Regions from separate parts of the Mus musculus genome. Here region 2 is linked to region 1. The links are chromatin loops, found by intact Hi-C in ENCODE. Cell type or tissue: left cerebral cortex. All regions are shown on one strand.

Region 1 (2,500 bases):
GTGTGTGATAGAACCCAGTGCCTTACACAGAAGCAATCTATATGTGAAATAGACCCTCAGCTCCAAAATTTTATTATTTATGGTTTTGTCGTGGGTGTGTTGTTTTGTTGCTGTTGTTGGAGGTACTGTTTTTAACTGATTTATTTATTTTGGTTTTTTGAGACAGGTTTTGTTTTATTTTAGCTTGTTTTAATATCTATCTATCTATCTATCTATCTATCTATGTTTTGTTTTTGTTTTTTGTTTTTTGAGACAGGGTTTATCTGTGTAGCCCTGGCTCTCTTGGAATTCACTCTGTAGACCTGATTTACCTTGAACTCAGAGACCTGCCTACCTCTGTGTCCTGAGTGATGGGATTAAAGGCCTGTGCCACTACCACACAGCAAGAATTTATAATTTTTCTGTTTTTGGATTTGTGATCTTAAGTGGAACAATTTTTATTTATGATTTTGCTCAGCATATTGGGGAAGACATGACCCTCAAGGCCTTCAGGCTATTTCTGGTCTAGGTGCTGATATAAATGTGAGGAGTTCAAGGGAAGAGCAACACTAGATTGTCCCCTCTCTGTTCCCTTTTCCTGACTGTAGATGCAATCTGACCAGCTGCCTCACACTCGGGCCACCATGACCTTCCCACGGTGATGGACGACGCCTTCAAACTTAGAAATGAAACAAAGCAGGAGGAGCGAGGAGAGGACGCAGCAGGCGATTTCCGGGCATGAAAACTTGAGAGCCTCTCACTCTACAACCTATGCTTTATAGCACCAAGTACAAGTATTTTGGAAATTTTGGTTTGGGAGCCTAGGGTTTAGAATACTAAATTGATGTTTTCTTTGGAAACATCAGGTAGTCAACTTCTAAGTAGGCGTGGTAAAGATGGATTTTTTTTTTTTTTTGGTTGGTTGGTTGGTTGTTTTTGTTTGTTTGTTTGTGTTTGTTTGTTTGTTTGTTTGTTTTTTAAGACAGGGTTTCTCCTGGCTGTCCTGGAACTCACTTTGTAGACCAGGCTGGCCTCGAACTCAGAAATCCGCCTGCCTCTGCCTCCCGAGTGCTGGGATTAAAGGTGTGTGCCACCACGCCCAGCCTTGGTAAAGGTTTAACCACACAAATCAGAAAGCACTTGGTAAATGATAATGACAGATTAATTTTGCTCTGGTCTGATTTTTCTCTTCTTGACCACTTGGTGGCAGAATGAAGCCACAATAAGAGGACATTTGCAAGTCTCCTAAGGGTTTTTGTTTTGTTTTGTTTTTTATTTTTATTTTTTTAAGATGTATTTTTTAAAATTTATTTACTTTAAGTAAGTACACTGTAGCTGTCTTCAGACACCCCATAAGAGGGTATCAGATCTCATTACAGATGGTTGTGACCCACCATGTGGTTGCTGGGATTTGAACTCAGGACCTCTGAAAGAGCAGTCAGTGCTCTTAACCTCTGAGCCATCTCTCCAGCCCCCTCCTAAGGGTTTTTGTTTGTTTGCTTTTGCTTTTCCTTAAAGATTTGTTTGTTTGTTTGTTTTGATTTTTCGAGACAGGGTTTCTCTGTGCAGTCCTGGCTGTCCTGGAACTCACTCTGTAGACCAGGCTGGCCTCGAACTCAGAAATCCGCCTGCCTCTGCCTCCCAAGTGCTGGGATTAAAGGTGTGCACCACCACTGCCCGGCTAAAGATTTATTTATTTATTTTGTGTATACGAATATATGTGTAGGTAGCTATCTCCAGACACATCAGAAGAGGGCATCAGATCCCATTACAGATGGTTGTGAGCCACTATGTGGCTGCTGGGAATTGAACTCAGGACCTCTGGAAGAGCAGTCAATGCTCTTAACTGCTAAGCCATAGTCTCTAGCCCCTTTAAAGATTTCTCTTATTTACTTATTTTATGTATGTGAGTGCTTTATCTGCATGTACACCTGCATGCCAGAAGAGGGCATCAGATCTCATTACAGATGGTCCTGAGCTACCATGTGGTTGCTGGGAATTGAACTCTGGACCTCCAGAAGAACAGCTAATCCTCGTAACCACTGAGCCATCTCTCCAGCCCCCAAGTCTCCCAAGTTTTAACATTTGGTTCCTTCTTTTATTTAGTGGGAAAGAAAAGTAGCAAGCCATACATACAAACACAGGGCCTGTTCTAGTGTCTGAATGAGACATTGACTGAGCTAGCGGGAGCTGCCTTAAAGATCCTTCTCCTGGTTATGAGTAGCATACAGTTATAACGGTAGCATTCAGGAGTCTGATCAGGAGTCTGAGGCAGGAGGATGGTTATTACAACATTACCTGAGCTAAACAGCAAGCCACAAGCCATGTTGGGCCAGTCAGCAAGCAGCACTCTCCATGGCCTCTGCATCAGTTCCTGCCTCCATGGCCTCTGCATCAGCGCCTGCCTCCAGGTTCTCTGAGTCTTTGTCCTGACTTCCTTCAATGATGAGAAATGATTTAGAAGTGGAAGCCAAATAATCACTTTGCTCCCCAAGTTGCCTTTTGGTAAGGGTTTTTTCAT
Region 2 (2,500 bases), 870 kb after region 1:
CCCTACACACACACACACACACACACACACACACACACACTGTAGGTGGTACCATTCACATACACACTCACTGTACGTGGCACCATTCACACACACATGCACACACACACACTGCAGGTGACACCATTCATACACACATGCACACATGTACACACACACTGCATGTGGCACCATTCACACACACACACTCACTCACTGTCGGTGGCACTATTCACACACACATGCACACTGTAGGTGGCATTCACACACACACTGTAGGTGGCACCATGCACACACACACATGCACACACACTCACTGTAGGTGGCACTATTCACACACACACACACACACACACACACACACACACACACACACACACACTGTAGGTGGCACCATTCCCTAGCAGCCTGCATTCAAGGGCCCCTCTTTGCTTCCTGAGTGCAGATGTGATCTTAACAGTTGCTTCTAGTTCTTGCCACAGTGGACTGTACCCTGGAAGTGTGAGAAAGAGCAAACGTCTTGTCCATTAAGTTTCTTCTGTAGAGTATTTCATTACAGCAACAGAAAAGAAACTTTGACAGCCAGCACGTAGGGGAGGGAGCTTGTTCTGGAAATCGCCAGTGTGGTCTTCTAGGCTGCAGCTAGAAACCCAAGCCTGAGGACAACAAACTTCCCCAGCAACGCCTGAAGCTGGTCAACAGTGGAGATCTTGAGCTAGGACCATGTGCACGATCCGCAGCAAAGATTTGCTAAGTCTCTACAGCCACCCACAGCCCGGGGCATGGTCTGAATGATTCTTGGGAGCACTTCTGGCCATCACTGAAGGGTAGCAATAGAGGTGTGCCAGTTCCACAGCCTTGGTAACCGTAAAGCTGGTGAATTCTGGGTGTTCCTGGGGGCTTCCGCTCTGACTCCATCCAGAGTTCGCACTATCACTCCCCAAAACCTTTCAATTCTGAGAGGCTCCATTATCTTAAGCTATGCTGTACAATAGAAAAGCTGTGCCCAGGACTGTGCAGAAACAGGGGCACGGTGTTCCAAGGAGTGGCTCTGCCCCCTGGGGCCCAAGGTTGGCCATCACCCAGCCCAGCGTTCTTAGCTCCTTCCAATCTCCATTTGCTCCTGTCAGATAAGGTGGGGTTTTCTTGTCTTGTTTTTTTTTAGCCAGCAAGATTGTGATGAGGATCAAAGCTCTTGGATCCGACAGTGCTTCGCTGACCTAGAAAGAGCACTATGCTCATTAGCAGTATTATTTGAAGGGCTCTAGTAGAGAATGGCCTCCTTTGGCTGAGAACTGGGACAGGACTTCCACGTTTATCAAGGAAAACTAGAAACCTACAATTCAAAGACAGCCAGAGTGGAAATTTACGCTCTCAAGTGGGACCTTAAATCGCACCCCATGAACCACTAGTCACTTGGGGTGAATGAGCTACAAGAAGACAAAGGGGTTCGAGGGAGAACAATTCCAAAACACAGCTGGGCCTGATTTACACTGGGGAAGTGGGGAAGGGGGGGGGGGCAAAATAGCCACTGCTTGTCCTACACTGCCACCTTGTGGCCATTCTCCAGACTACACAAGTAAAACTAGTCTCAAAATGGGAAGCCAAGAGTTGCTAAAACTGGGAAAATCAGCCTAGGATGAATTGGTAATCCCAATTGGTTATCCTATGCCAAGTCATCAGCCATACAAACATACACAGAAGAACAACATTGCTGTGTTTATACGTGTGTGTGTGTGTGTGTGTGTGTGTGTGTGTGTGTGTGTGTAAGAATGATAAAGGAAATAAGATGTTATGAATTTGAGAGTGGCAGGGTATAGGAAGCTTGGACAGAGGAGAGGAAAGAGGAAATGTTGTAAATACAGCACACATCTATGAGAGTAAAAAACAAATAAAATACAAGTAAAGACCAAGCAGAGAGTTGGGAGTGGTGTTCCATGCCTGTAATATCAGCACTGAGGAGCTGAGGCCCAAATATTGCTGTGAGTTTGAGGGCAGGATAAGATAAAAAGTGATAGCTACCTCAAAAACAAGTGGATTGTGAGGAGCGGGTGTGGCAGCAGCTAATTCTTATGACTTGCACCTGACTTCCTCATACACCTGAAAATTGCCATGACCATTGTGAAAGCTGCGCAGGTGCACCATGATGCTGGCGGTGTAAACAAGTCCATATTTGGTGGAGACGCGCCCCTGCCACCCTGATTGGCTGAAGCTGTGTGCCTGGTGAGGTGATGTGGCCTGCCATGAGTGAATGGGGACTGAGAGTATATAAGAGTGAGAGGCCCGGGGTTCAGGGGAGAAAAAGATGAAGCGAGAGATGATGACTGAAGCTTGCTGAATAAACTGCTGTTAGAAGAACTGGTGGTCGTGTCGTTCTTGCTGGTCGAGAGCGGACGCGACAGTGGATGACGGGATACATCTGAAATCCTTAAACGCACTACCATTGCTGGGTCCACATTGGGCCAGGTCTGCCGTGAGTTAAGAAGGGGTAAGCAGAGAACATTATGAGCCAGGCAGAGAT

Evidence for each region. Peaks named below come from ENCODE experiments on the same cell type or tissue, not always from the same donor. Only the 100,000 strongest peaks of a DNase experiment are listed, where the experiment ranks them.
Region 2: a loop joins it to region 1, with 6 times the contacts of the local background. A loop is called at or near these places in 2 of 42 quality-filtered maps.

The regions. Positions count from the first base shown.
Region 1 is chr16:23,086,765-23,089,264 of GRCm38, forward strand. No RefSeq gene overlaps it. Among named protein-coding and RNA genes, the nearest start is that of Gm30693, 15 kb to the right of the region's middle. In left cerebral cortex, CTCF peaks have their summits at 1,180 (motif pointing right) and 1,924 (motif pointing right); a DNase peak (open chromatin) is centred at 1,231.
Region 2 is chr16:23,952,368-23,954,867 of GRCm38, forward strand. No RefSeq gene overlaps it. Among named protein-coding and RNA genes, the nearest start is that of Rtp2, 23 kb to the left of the region's middle. In left cerebral cortex, a CTCF peak has its summit at 1,547 (motif pointing left); DNase peaks (open chromatin) are centred at 666, 1,287 and 1,509; H3K27ac peaks cover 629 bases.